Regions from separate parts of the Homo sapiens genome. Here region 2 is linked to region 1. The links are chromatin contacts, found by Hi-C or POLR2A ChIA-PET in ENCODE. All regions are on one chromosome and are shown on one strand. The core of a region is the stretch at or near the end of the contact, and the rest is flanking DNA. Distances in the headings are between cores, read along the strand shown. Region 1 holds the start of FGD5-AS1 (FGD5 antisense RNA 1). Region 2 holds the start of THUMPD3 (THUMP domain 3 tRNA guanosine methyltransferase).

Evidence for each region. A loop is a pair of places that touch in the nucleus more often than their neighbours do. ChIA-PET counts read pairs that join two places held with the same protein, here RNA polymerase II (POLR2A). Pooled maps may share reads with other maps.
Region 2: a loop to region 1 is called in a map of ascending aorta, with 13 times the contacts of the local background. The contact joins the promoter of THUMPD3 here to the promoter of FGD5-AS1 in region 1. A Hi-C loop is called at or near these places in 1 of 168 maps with a recorded cell type or tissue (ascending aorta) and 3 of 50 pooled maps. POLR2A ChIA-PET finds 5 or more read pairs at or near these places in 1 of 52 experiments (activated T-cell).

Annotation. Positions count from the first base shown.
Region 1 is chr3:14,945,033-14,952,364 of GRCh38, reverse strand. It overlaps FGD5-AS1 (FGD5 antisense RNA 1), which reads left to right and starts at 3,924. Exons shown (of 2, transcript NR_046251.1): 1 at 3,924-4,352; 2 at 6,211-7,332. NR2C2 (nuclear receptor subfamily 2 group C member 2) reads right to left here and starts at 4,782. Exons shown (of 14, transcript NM_001291694.2): 1 at 4,459-4,782. RefSeq lists enhancers at 2,878-3,565, 3,920-4,119, 3,566-4,253, 4,942-5,631 and silencers at 3,720-3,779, 4,170-4,589, 4,610-4,679, 4,730-5,159.
Region 2 is chr3:9,359,659-9,366,990 of GRCh38, reverse strand. THUMPD3 (THUMP domain 3 tRNA guanosine methyltransferase) reads right to left here and starts at 3,937. Exons shown (of 10, transcript NM_001114092.2): 1 at 3,864-3,937; 2 at 1,671-1,975; 3 at 6-83. The coding sequence starts at 1,922. It also overlaps a transcript of SRGAP3 not described here. RefSeq lists enhancers at 3,488-3,547, 3,568-3,647, 3,718-3,777, 3,998-4,207.

The DNA of each region.
Region 1 (7,332 bases), core at 2,675-5,174:
GCCCTCGATATGTGGAGACACTCAGGCAGCTAGACACAGACCAGTGGCTCAGTGCCACGGCTGAAGACAGGGCTGCTCCACAAAGACTCACCTCCCTTGTTCTCAAAGTCATTCAGACAACAAGTATCCGCTATCCCTGGCCCCAATCTCAATGCTGGCTCCCACCTCCCTGTTTGACAAATGGGGAATTATAAGCCTCAGAGAGGCTACCAACTCCAGGTTCTGAAGCCAGGCCTTTCTGCCTTCATAGCCCAAGCTCTGTCACTGCACTGCCCTTGCCATGTTACTCCTTGGAGACAGATGCTAAAAACTTCCCAGTTGCTGGGCGCAGTGGCTCACACCTGTAATCCCAGCACTTTGGGAGGCCGAGGCAGGCGGATCACGAGGTCAGGAGTTTGAGACCATCCTGGCTAACATGGTGAAACACCGTCTCTACTAAAAATCCAAAAATTAGCCAGGCGTGGTGGCGGGCACCTGTAGTCCCAGCCACTGGGGAGGCGGAGGCAGAAGAATGGCGTGAACCCAGGAGGCAGAGCTTGCAGTGAGCCGAGATCGCACCACTGCACTCCAGCCTGGGTGACAGAGCGAGACTCCCAAAAACAAAAAAAAACACACAAAAAAAACTTCCAGCCATCCTCATAAAGTGAGGAGGTTGTTACGCACAGGGATTTTCTATAAAAGAATGATCACGAAACAAAACTTAAAAGTCACTGTGAATACAACTACTGAAAGCAATAAATAACTTAACGATGTAAGACAACATATAGCTGTTTTACTAAACTAGCAGTTCTTTGGTTACCCTGAGTAATTAGCTTAAGGAATTGAACAAGTGATACCAAAAATCTTTGAGCAAGACAGAAAAAAAAACCCAAAAATAAACAGTTAAACTATTATTATTTTTAAAATACCATAACAATATCTTATTTTAAAAGTTTTACAATATAAAATAAGTTAATACAAATGTTTTATTTACCACACTTTCGAGTAGAAACTTGATGTATACTTAACAAAATTTGCTTTTAACCTTGGTAAAGCAATTAAAAGGTGATTTTCAATAATTTCATTAAATGAATCAATTTATCTTTAGAAAGATAAATATCCCGAATTAATGGCTACAGAGACTTTCAACTCCCAATTCCCTGTGAACCCACTGGAGGCTTGTTCCTTCTCTCCAATCCCCTGTGATGGTGAGACAAAAATCAGAATATTTGATTTCAAGAAAATCATGGTAGCTTAGTGCTTCGTTTCTTCAGCTAAAGTAAATAACATAAGTTATGTTTGGGCTATTTATTTCTTCACATATGAACTTATTAACTTTCATGCACTTAAACTTGTAATTCAATCATAAAAAAATGAGTGGGAAAAACTATTGAAATGGGTCATTTTATCCATATTTATGTCTCCAGAAAGTGGCATATCTGTCAGAAATCACTTGCTAAATTCAACCAAATACCGTAACAGGCTTATTATTGCTGGCAGTGCTATCTGAATTGCCAAAGAGGCTCACACAAAAGGTATCCATCAATGTACAGCAACTTAGTTATCAGTGACATCATAAATTATCAACAATTCATTCAACAAATAGTGCCAGGCACTCTTCTAAGTGCTGGATAAGTAATGGTAAACAAAATGTATTCCTGCTCTCACAGCTTACAGTGTGGTAAGGACAGACATTAATCAAATAATCACATAATAGAGTGTGTAATTATAAAGTGAGATAAAGATTATAAAGAAAAGAATAAAAAGAATCTGATTTAGACTGGCAATGGGAATTAGGACTTCCCTGAAGAAGTGATGCTTGAGCCAATATCTGAGGTAGGGTGGGGGTGGGGGGTAAGCTTACACTGTAAGCTACACTGGTCAAGGAAGTTGAAGGTAGGCCAGTGTGTCTAGAGCACAGGAAGCTAGGGGTACCACAGATAAGAAAATAATGAAAAGCCTTGGAAAGGTTTTTAAACATGGAACAGGAAGCCTCTGCCATTACGTGGGTTCTAGTGGCGCCTGAACAACATACTGCCTGTAAGAGAGTTCTGTAAATCATAAAGCACCCTATACTTTGGTTAGTACTATTTAGTTCCATTATTTTGTTTTCCAAACTTTTGTCCTGGATGCCATGTAACTAGCTGCAAGCACAGAGCCAAAACTAGAATCTCGGTGTTCGAATCTATTGTTTTTGCCCCTACACCACACTGCATAAAAATTTCATTATTTATATCACTTAATTAGTCCAATGTCTATACCAGTAGTTCATAATGACAACAATAACTCTATTTACACAGTATTTGCTACATGTCAGGCACTTTTCTAAGCTCTATTATTTACATTAACTCATCTAATCTTCAGTTCAGGAAGGAAGGCTCTATTATTGTCCAGATGAGGACAGTGAGGCTAGGAAAGGTAGCTTACACAAAATCACACTGCTAGTAAAAGTTGGGGAGTTGCTAACCACAACACTAAAACATTTTATGTCTGTGTATGTATGTGTATAAATATCTCTATCTCGAGAGAGAGAAAGAGAGAACTCACACACAGAGAATTATATTCAACTCCAGCCTGGGCGACAGAGTGAGACCTTGGTCTCAAAAAATAAATAAATAAATAAATAAATCATATTCACATGTTTGAGGACCAGTGTCTTACTTTTTTGTATTCCCAGCCTAGCACATAGTGCCTGGAGTATTCGTAGCACTCAGGAAATACTTGATGAACTGAAAATGTATATAAGAGGCTGACGAAGGATTTGAATCTGGAAGTAAAGTGAGTTTCTGAGGCCCTCCTCCCAAGTCATGTATTCATCAGTAATTCATATGAAGGCTGTATTTTCCTCGACTTTCTTATTACATTGAAGATTTGTTCCTCACTACCGTTGCTATATTTCACAGCCTTTGGCTTGGAAACAAAGTGGGATAATGGACAATTACTAGTTCCAACCAACTCTCCAGCCACAAGCAGCCAGTTCTCGATCACATCAAATGCTCTTCCTCCAGGGCCGTTACACGGGATGTCCTGTCTGGAATGCCATTCCTCCCTTGGGTTCCTCTGTTCAAACATCACTTACTCAGAGAGGCCACCCTGACCATTCCATCTAAATTAACGCCTCAGGTCTTCTTCAGCAGGTCATTTGGCTTCTTTTCTTTCACAGAACTTATGACTCTCTGGAATTATTTGTCTATTCACCCCCCAGCCCCCAACTCTAGTGAGGGCAGGGGTCTTGTACAGCTGGTTCTCCAGATGTGTCCCCAGTGCCTAAAAAACTAAGTCAACATGTATTCAGCGAACGAATGAGAAGAGAATCACTCCCGAATTGTGCTCTCTCAAACCCCAAATACCCTTAACGCTTGCCTCTCCTGGTGGCTGTAATCCCATTTTTAACAATAACACCATTTTCAAGTGACTCTGAAGCTCGCAAAGTAGCGTTGCCTCCATTTTCTGAGTAGAGCCCCACAAACAATGCTCAGAAGGGAGGTCCGGCCTGGCAAGAATGCGCATGCCCCCCATTTACAGTCGATAAAATTGAGCCTCATTAGGGGATTCGCCAAGGCCGCTGCGAAATAACGAGCAGGAGCCCTGAAAAGTGTCCTGGTTCCGAAAACCTCTTCCCACGAGAGCGCATCGTGGACTCGAAATGCTTCATCACCTTTATTACTATTGTTCCTCAGTACTCATTCGAGACGCGTTCCAGGCGGAGGGAAGCAGCCCACCTGCTGACCCAAGACCAGGCGCCGGCCTCTCCACCCGGCCGCGCCCCTCGCGCCCCGCCCCCGGCCCCGCCCCCGCCGACCCGGCCCCACTCTTCGCCCCGGCCTCTACTCCCGCCCCGCCAGGGCTCCCGCGCCCCATAAGGACCACCCTCTTCCGCCTCAGCCAATCAGCAAAGCTTAGGGGGGCGGTGCCACAGGCCCCGGCCCTCCTATCTGGGCGCCAATTAGCCAGCCCATCCGTCGCTCACGAGGTCGCGCCTCGCACCCGCCTTCCTCCTTTTCTTTTACCCTCCCCTTCAGAAAAAACGGCGGTTGGGCTGCGACGGCCGCCAAAGGCGGACTAGAAGCGGAGGGGTGAAAATCCCGGCAGAGAAGGAAGAAGGGACTGCAGGCGGGAGGAGGAGGAGGATAAGGAGGAAGGGAGCCCGCCCAGCCGGAGCCATCTCCGTCGAGAACAAAATGGCGGCGCTGGCGGAGGGCCAACTATAAGGCGGGGCCGCGGCCATTCCCCCTCCACCCCCACCCTTGCGCCGGCCGGGCCGGTCAGGGGGAACCCGCTCGCTTCGCCCGGCCGCGGGCGGGGAGGGGAGGGGAGCGGCCCGGCCCACTATGCAAAGCGCCGGGCGCCGCCGCCGCCACCCCGTGGCAAAGGTAAAAGGGTCGGGTTCAGCCGCCGCCGCGGCGCCTCCATGTCCGCGCGCCAGGCCCGCCCCCTCCGCCGCCGGCCCGAGCCCGCCCGACCCTCTTTCAATTTTACCTCAGGATTTGGCGCCAAAGCGGCCTCGAAGCGGGTCCCGTGTCTGCGGCGGGCGGCCCCCGGCGCGGAGGGCAGGGCGCGGGGAGCCCGGGCTCCCGGTGTCGGCGGATGGCGGGAGCCCGGGGGCCGCGGGCTCGCGGGGCAGCGGGCGAGAGACGAGACGCCGAGGTGGGAGCGGGGTGGCGGGGACGGGCCCGGGGGCGCCGCCGGGGTCGCGGAGAAGGGGGGGTTTGTTATTGTTTTTGTCAGTGAAAGGTCAGAGTTCGTGACCCCGGTGCCGCCGCCGCCGCCGCCCGCGCGCTGGTAGGAGGAGGGCGAATGTTCTTCTTCCTCTTCCCAGCGCCAGCCTCGCCGCCGCGGCGGGGGGCGGGCGAGAACGCGATTGGCTGAGGCGCGCGCGCGCACCGGAACGCCGCAGCCGGCGCTCGGTCCATCCGGCCCGTGGGCTGTGGGGCCCCGGGCGGCGGCGGCTACGTAGCTGCCGCCGGCCTTGGCCGCGGCCGGGCGGGCGGATATGTGGCTTAAATGGCGCAGGCGTCGGGGCCTAGAGGCTGAAGGGCTGGTCGTCCTAAAAACTCGTGGACGTCGCGCACGGTTACCCGGACGCAGGCCCGCCCCTCTGGGGAACCGCGAGCTCCTCGCAGCTGGGTGGGGACCGTCCTCGCAGTGGCGGCCTCCACCCTGCCTTCTCGCTTAGCCAAGGCTTCTGGAAGGCTCGCAAAGTGTCTGTTGTTGGAAGAAGCCGGGCCCTGACTGGCGCGACGGATTCTCCCAGCCGCTCAGCAGAGCGTCTGTAGGTCGGAAGTGGGGGTTGTATTGGGTGGGTATTGAGCTCTTCGGCCCTTCCTCGGTACTGATAGTTTTTAATTTAGGTTTTAAAGGTCTAAAGATGCGCCCGTTCTGGCCATCTCAGGTGAAATGTTGAAACGCCCCAGAACCTATAATTTTTGGTTTCTTAGTAAACATACGATCCAGATCTTGTGTAATTCCATGCCCCTCCTCCTCGAAATTTGGAAGTAGTACATGGTAATAGGGATGTGTAAAGCAGCTTTTAGCAGCATTGCTTAAATTTATTTGAAGAAATTGGCCTGTCTTGCTCTTAAACTCTTGGGCTGTAGGTTTTCCTTACATATTTCTCTGTTTTATGTCGTGGTTTTGACTTGCCTGGGAAGGTGCAGGCGCTTATTTATCCTAAATGCCCTGAAGTGTTTAGGCTACAGGCTGTAGATCTTATACTGATTTTTTTTCTTCAGTTTTCTTGCTTATTAAGAATAAATATTGACTCCAGAATGGATGGGTTAACTTTTTTTCCCACACAGTATCCATTTGGGTTTTTATCAGGATGACTCCAACATTTAGTATTTTTTTTTCCATAATCTTATAATATTTCTATTTGGTAAAAAATGTTTTAAACACAGCTATTTCCCCTTCCTCCTTTTTCTGACGTTGCAAAATTGGGAAAAGAGCTAGGTTCGTTTTGTCATGGTAAAGCACAGCTCTTGAAATTGGAAGAGGCCTTAAGGGAATGTGGTCAAATTTTTTTCTTGCAGAAAGATTTTCCGATTTTAGGGGTGAAGTGGGTGAGAACTAGAAAGGTCAAGTGATGTACCTGAGAGGCAAAAGCAATTGCGTTTTTGCATTTTTGAAATTTGCTGTTTGATATTGGAATACATTCTTAAATAAATGTGGATCATTTTAATGCACATTTCTCACTTTATTTTTTTGCTAATGACTTATTGCTGTTTATTTTAGAATATGCTTTTTGTCTAATGATGTTAGATAAAAAGCAAATTTGGAGCAGTTTTCTTATTCGAGTTCAAAATGGTTCATAAAGCAGCGAAGACAACTCAAAACATCAGTAACACATTTGGCCCAGGAACTGCTAACAAACATACAGTGCAGTGGTGGCTTAAGAAGTTTTGCAAGGAAGAGAGCCTTGAAGATGAGGAACGTGATATGGGCCATGGGAAGTTGACAACGACCAATTGAGAGCAATCATTGAACTACATGAAAAATTACAGAAGAACTCAGCGTTGACTATTCTACGGTCATTAGGGTCGTTCAGCATTCGAAGCAAATTGGAAAGGTGAAAAAGCTTGATAAGTGGGTGCCTCATGAGCTGAGCGGAAATCAAAACTATCGTTTTGAAGTGTAGTCTTCTTTTATGCTACGCAACAACAAACCATTTCTCAATCGGATTGTGACATGTAATGAAAAGTGAATTTTATACAACAACCAGCTCAGTGGTTGGACCAAGAGGCAGCTCCAAAGCAGTTCCCAAAGCCAAACTTGCACCAAAAAAAAGGTCATGGTCACTGTTCGGTGGTCTGCTGCCCATCTGATCCACTACAGTTTTCTGAATCCTGGTGAAACCATTACATCTGAGAAGTATGCTCAGCAAATTGGTAAGATGCACCGAAAACTGCAATACCTGCTGCCTGCATTGGTCAACAGAAAGGGCCCAATTCTTCTCCACGACAACACCTGACTGCGTGTCGCACAACCAGTGCTTCAAAAGTTGAAGGAATTGGGCTACAAAGTTTTGCCTCATCCACCATATTCACCTGACCTTTCGCCAACTGACTACCACTTCTGCTAGCATCTTGACAACTTTTTGCAGGGAAAACACTTCAGCATGGTGCAGAAAATGCTTTCCAAGAGTTCGTCAAATCCTGAAGCACGGATTTTTATGCTACAGGAATAAACAAACATTTCTCATTGGCAAAAATGTGTTGATTGTAATGGTTCCTGTTTTGATTAATAGAATATGTTTTAGCGTAGTTACAATGATTTAAAATTCGCAGTCTGGAAATTTAATTTTTGCATCAACCTAATATTTCTATGGTAAATCCTTGCAAACATGGAAACAATGCA
Region 2 (7,332 bases), core at 2,688-5,187, 5.6 Mb after region 1:
CTCACCTTTGTTTGTTTGAACTGGTAATCTTGAAACTCCTGAACCACCACAAATAAGTTATCAACTGATCTCAGACAATGAACCTGGGTGAAAAAAAAAGAAACACATTTCTGAGAAAGCTTTTGAACAGCACAAGCTATCAACAATTAAGTATTTAAAAAATTAGGAATGATAGTTTTAAAGCAGCTACTAACTATATTTTGTATTTTTAAAATGTCCCATCTCCCTAGTTTCTCATCTCTTTGGTTACTAATCAGCTTTCCCCTAGAGAAAGGGAAAAAGGGCAGATGGAAAGAGAGAAGCATGAAGTGTTTTGTGGGCAACACGTCTTTTGTGGGAGAAGAGAAAGGTGAAGCCACTCAGGTGGGCTGTATCATATTTCCTCGATGACTTTCTAGGGTACACTGTATGCTGCAATGGTTAAAAGCAGGGGATTTGAGCTCCAGTTCTGTGATTACTAGCTGAGTGGCCCTGGGGAAATTATTTATGTGTCCTAAGCCTAATGATTAATGAGGATAATAATAGTGCCTATCTTCACAAAGCTGCTGAGGGTATTGGCTAAAATATTGGATGGAAAACATTTGCTTACCAATTCATCCCACAGATATTTTCTGGGTACCTACTATATGCCAGACACTAAGAGCGTGGGATATATTGGTGGAAAAAAAAATAGACAACAATCCTTGCCCTCTCACTGCTTATGTGGTAATGAGATATATCAGCTTTATGATAGTGAGATTGCAGTTTTCTGACCTTCACTTTTTACCTTGAGTGAGTCCTAATTACTTCTGAGCAAGAATTTTTGATGCAAATTAAAAGGAAAATCTCTTTTATGTTTCATCACCAAAGGTTAAACATCTGCTATATGCTGAAGTAAATAAATACTGAGATACTTAGAGAATTTCTTAAGTTGAACAGTATTCTTTCTGGTGAATTCAATCCTCAAGAAATACTAGATCACCTCTAAAAATGTAGCAATCCTACTACAGGTTGAGCAGCCCACATCTAAAAATCTGAAACTTTTTGAGCCCCAACACAATGCTGAAAGGAAATGCTCAGTGCAGCATTTCGGATTTTCAGATTAGAAATGCTCAACTGGCAGGCCGAGCGCAGTGGCTCAGGCCTGTAATCCCAGCACTTTGGGAGGTCGAGGCGGGTGGATCACGGGGTTAGGAGTTCGAGACCAGCCTGGCCAGGATGGTGAAACCCCGTTTCTACTAAATATACAAAAATTAGCCAGATGCGGTGGCGGGCGCCTGTAGTCCCAGCTACTGGGGAGGCTGAGGCAGGAGAATTGCTTGAACCTGGGAGGCGGAGGTTGCAGTGAGCCAAGATCGCGCCATTGCACTCCAGCCTGATGACAGAGCAAGACTCTGTCTCAAAGAAAAAGAAAAAAAAAAGAAATGCTCAACTGGCAAGTATAATGCAAATATTCCAAAACTCCCCCCACCCCCCTCCAAAAATCTGAAACACTTTTGGTCCTAAGGGATACTGAAACTACAGTCAAAATTACAAATCAGTACTCAATAGAAAATGCAGTAACTTTAAAATCACCTGATTTGGGGCAGAGCAATGAAAATCAGAAAGGATTCCAGAAGGGTCTATAAAATGAAAAGTAACCATAAAATGATCAACTTAGAAAACTATTTTAAATATTGCTCCATTCAAACCTGTGCCAGACTTTCCACTGAAATGACAAAATATATCTTGCCACGGTCTCTGCTGATTTTGCATGATGACCCAAGTTTCTCTCTGACTTCATCTGCAGCTGTTTGCTCAAAGCCAGTAGGTACAGTGGCTCCAATAGTGACTAGAAGCTCAGATTCACTTCCGAGGTCACTTTCTGTCACTTGTACAGACTTCTGGTTCTCATGAAGGTTCACATCTAGGAGTTGGTTAGTGGCTTCTTCAATGTCACACATGTTGGCTGTGCTTCCAAGATCCCTAACACTGTCTCTTTAAAAGCAGTACTGTCCTTTAAAAGAAAAAGAAATAAAGCCCAAATATTATCATCTCATATTTCAGTTATAATTAAAAACATGGGCTCTGGAGGGCAGGAAGAACAAGGCAACACATCTGATAAACAGTCACCAAAGTAAAAAGGGTTGAATAAACATGGGCACAGAGTGCAGGCTGTAAAACATGATGTTATTATTAAAGAAGCAATACAGATACCATGGGAGAAAAAGAGACAAGAAGTATTTCCATAGCATGCAATGTTTGCTTTGGGGTAACCCATGTTGACAAAAGCCATTTCATAACTACGACAGAAACTGCAGATCACATTCAAATCCATTTCTGCATCTAGATGTTAAGAACATGGTTAGTTAAGAATATAGGGCTTGGCTGGGCGTGGTGGCTCACACCTGTAATCCCAGCACTTTGGGAGGCCGAGGCGGGCAGATTGCCTGAGGTCAGGAGTTCAAGACCAGCCTGGCCCACATGGTGAAACCCCGTCTCTACTAAAAATACAAACATTAGCCAGGTGTGGTGGTGGGAGCCTGTAATCCCAGCTACTTGGGAGGCTGAGGGAGGAGAATTGCTTGAATCCGGGAGGTGGAGATTGCAGTGAGCTGAGATCATGCCACTGCACTCCGGCTGGGGTAACAGAACAAGACTCTGTCTCAAAAAAATAAATAAATAAATAAAATAAATAATAATAATAATAATAATATGGGGCTTTTGGAGTTTCAGATAGATACAGGTTTGAATTCTTGCCTCCACCATCATAGGTTGAATGACTTATGGCAAATTAATTCTCCCAAACCTTCAAATGTAATTAAGTAATTAGTAATACCTCTTTCCTAGAGTCGTTAGGAGACAAGTGAGAGTAGTACCTGGTTAGGCCAATAATTAAAACTTATTAATAGGCTATCTATCTTCTTCCCTCCTGTGAAATAGCATTTCATGCATTTAAAAATGATTAACTGGGCTGGGCACACTGGCTCATGCCTGTAATCCCAGCACTTTAGGGAGCTGAGGTGAGTAGATTGCTTGAGGCCAAGAGTTCGAGACCAATCTGCGTAAGATGGCAAAATCTCATCTCTACCAAAAACACAAAAAATAGCTGGGCGTGGTGGTGGGCGCCTGGAGTCCAGCTACTTGGGAGGCTGAGGTGGGAGGACTGCACTCCAGCCTGGGTGACACAGTGAGGCCCTGTCTCAAAAAAAAAAAAAAAAAAAAAGAAAAAATTAAAAATAAAAATGGTTAACTGAATACTTACTATCTAATGATTACAAATGTTCAAACGCCTACTACTTGCCAGACTCTGGGATCCATAGATGGGCATCAGGAGAGAGATCTTGGAAGTAATCCGAAATAGTAAAACAAATTTCCTATGCATAAGCTTTTGTGTGTGCTTGGGGTGGGGGCCGGGGGAAGTATTAGAGAGGTGGAGGGGCCATAGCTTACACGAGATTTTCAAAAGGTCTGTGACTCAAAATAACTTAATTGAGTACAGAATACCTATAATGTCCTTGTGCTGTGCCAGCGATACACGACAGTGTTTAACACTACGTCAGTTCCCGCCGTTAAAAAGCTGACAGTCACTGTGAATACAATCTCCATCTTCTAAAAAATGCAGCTGAGGTCAGCTAAAGGACGCGTTCCGCACAAGGTCAGAGAGCCAATGAGAGGCGCAGAATGAAAGAGAACTCACGTCTCCCAACTCCCACCTACAGGGCCCGGGAATCCTAGGGAGCGGGTAAAGGCCTGGGAGAGGGAGCAAGATGGGCTCCGCCACGAGATCCGCCTGAAGTCCGGCTCGGCGCCGGCCTCAACTGCAAGAGGAAGGCCACCCCTCTCTCCCCAAGCTGAAACACCAGAAGAGCCACACTCGGCCGTTCCCAACCGCCGCCAGTTACCGGCCGCCAGCGAAGACCCTTTCAGCTCCCACACTCCATTGGCCTCTTGCGGTCAGGTCACGCCGCCGGAAGCCGCCCCCGGAAACGGAAGTCAGGCTACGAGTCACGGTGGCTCCGCGCTGGCGGCGGGTTCCCCCACAAGGTCTTGGGGAAAGGAGCATGCGCTGGAAGCTGTGTGCTGTTGGTTTTGAGGATCTTCAGTAAGCTGAAAGCGGAGAGTCAGGGGCCTTGTGTCCTACCATGGTATTTGCTAACGTTTAGAGAGTGCTTCCCCTTGCCGAGCACTGGGTAAGCGCTTCACATGCGTCATCTCATTTGGAACAAGTCTCTTTTGTTCTAGCACCTATGAAGTGGCAGAGACTGATTTCTGTTTTAAAGCTGGAGACACCGAGTCTCTCCAGCTTATTTAAATATCTTTCTCAAAATGTCATGCCACTAGTTCCTGATTTCTGTATTGCCATCACTATTTTAGCACTGTTTACTTCATATTTTTCTTTAGTTTAAAAAAAATAGAAATAGTGGGGCTCACTATGTTGCCTAAGCTGGTCTCGAACATCTGGGTTCAAGTGATTCTTCTGTCTAGCCCTCCTAAAGTGCTGGGATTACAGGCATGAGCCACTGTGCCCAATCAGATGAACTTTATTTCTCATAAAGGGTTGAACCTGGCCGGGCACAGTGGCTCATGCCTGTAATCCCAGCACTTTGGGAGGCTGAGGCGGGTGGATCACTTGAGGTCAGGAGTTTGAGGCCAGGCTGGCCAACATGGTGAAACTCCATCTCTACTAAAAATACAAAAGTTAGCTGGATGTGGTGGCCTGCACCTGTAGTCCTAGCTACTTGGGAAGATGAAGCAGAAGAGTTGCTTACCCAGGAGGCAGAGGTTGCAGAGAGCCAAGATTGTGCCACTGCACTCCAGTCTGGGAGCAAGACATCATCTCAAAAAAAAAAAAAAAAAAAAAAAAAAAGAGTTGAACCTGCATGGTAGCCATTTTGACAGACTGGGAAGCCTAGCTTCCAGTCAGAAGCCAAAAACAGGCACTTCCAGGGTTGGAAGAATAAGACAGGGATTTATGCTAAACACAGTGGCCAAATATACATGTTAAATAAACTGTAAGAGGGGTCACGAATATTTATGAAAGGAGCAATTTGTGCATGTGCAGTTGAGCTTCATGCCTCTCTGTGGATCCCATGTTTAAAAAATGGTGGCCTTAGCATGATCCAAGGGTAGAGTTTTCTACCGCTTGACTTCAAAAGGTGAAGCAGGGGATGTGAAAACCCTCACTGCACGTCCTCTGTCGACTGGCCAGAACCACTCCCTGGATGGTGGGTGATCTCTTATCAGGAAGGAATGCTAGTCGGTTGTTCTATTGAAACTGCAAATGGGAGGGTCAGCATCAGGCTGGTGGAGTGAGTCTTTCAAAAGGGCTGGTTTCTGTTTAACCCTTAGGAAAGAAAATCTAATGGCGATTATAGAGGGAGGGGTTATAAAGAGGTGTGTCCGACTTCCCATCCTGTCATGAGTAGGAACTCAGCTTCCAAGTTTTTTCTAGGGTCTCCTTGGCCAAGAGAGGGCCTGTTCAGTCAGTTGGGGGGCATAGAATTTTATTTTTATTTTTCAGTTGACAAAAGTTAACTTATTGTGAAAGGAACCCAACAACAAAAAGATAAACCGAATTTAAAACAAAACAAAACCAAAAAGAACACAATTTATAAATGTGCAAAGGGGCTGGGAGTGGTGGTTCATGCCTGTAGTCCCAGCGCTTTGGGAGGCTGAGGTGAGTGGCTCGCTTGAGCTCAGAGTTTGAGACTAGCTCTGGCAACATGGCAAAACTCTGTCGCTACAAAAAAATGACAAAAATTAGCTAGGCATGGTGACACTCACCTGTAGTCCCAGCTACTCGGGAGGCTGAGACAGGAGAATAGCTTGAGCTGGGGAGGTTGAGGCTGTAATGAGTTATGATCACATCACTGCACTTCAGCCCAGGTGACAGAGTGAGACCTTGTCTCAAAAATAAAATGAAAAATATGTAAAGGGCTTGAATAGATATTTCTCCAAAAGATGGACAAATGGCCAATAAGCACATGAAAAGATGCTGAACATCATTAGTCATTAGGGAATTGCAAATTAATCACAATGGGATACTCATCAAAATGACTAAAAGTAAAAAACAAAAAATCAACAGTTCCAAGTTCTAATGAGTATGTGGGGCAATGGAGCACTTATACATTGCTGATGAAAATACAAAATGATATATGCCCTGGTATGTTTTAGCTCTGTGACTCCACCTAAATTTCATCTTGAAGTATACTCCCATAATTCCCATATATTGTGGGAGGGACCCAGTGGGAGATGATTGAATCATGGGGGTGATTCCCTGCATACTGTTCTTGTGGTAGTGAATAAGTCTCACAAGATCTGATGGTTTGATAAGAGGTTTCCACTTCCGCTTCTCCCATTCTCTTTCTTGCTGCCGCCATGTAAGAAGTGCCTTTCACCTTCCACCATGATTGTGAGGCCTCCGTAGCCACATGGAACTGTAAATCCATTAAACCTCTTTCTTTTGCAAATTGCCCAGTCTTGGGTATGTCTCTATCAGCAGTGTGAAAATGGACTAATACACGTCCATTGGAAAACAATTTAGCCTTTCGTCAAAAAATTAAACATAGAACACATTACTCACCAATTCCACTACAGATGCTTTCTGACTTAGGATGGTTTGACTTACAATTTTTTGACTTTACAATGGGCTGATGGGTTATAATGCATTTTTAACTTACACTATTTTCTGCGTATGGTGGGTTTATTGGGATATAATCCCATTGTAAGTCAAGGAACATCTGTAATAGCTTTATACCCAAGAAGACTGAAAACAAGTGTTCAAACAAAAACTTGTACACAAACTGGGCATGCTGGCTCATGCCTGTAATTCTAGCAATTTGGGAGGCAGAGGCGGGAAGATTGCTTGAGCCCAAGAGTTTGAGACCAGCCTGGACAACATAGGGAGACCTGTCTCTACAAAAAATTTAGAAAGTAGCTGGGTGTGGTGGCACTCATCTGTGGTACCAGACACTGAAGAGGCTGACATGGGAGGATTGCTTGGGCCCAGGAGTTCGAGTCTGTAGTGAACTATGATTGCACCACTGTACTCCAGCCTGGGCAACAGAGAGCGTTCCCATCTCTAAACAACAAAAACAACAACTTGTACACAAATGTGCCTAGCGGCCTTATTGATTTAGTCAAAAAGTAGAAACAACCCAAATGTTCATCAGCTAATGAATAGACAAACAAGTGTGTTATATCTATAGAGTAGAATATTATTTGGTCATAAAAAGGAATGGAATACTGTGATATGATACATTGGTTTTCATCCACAGTTCCTAGCTCATAACTTTCCTAGCCCATTTTGCAGTAAACAGAATCTCTTTCTCTGACCTTCTCTTGCCCTCCTTTCACCTGCCTACTTGGCAA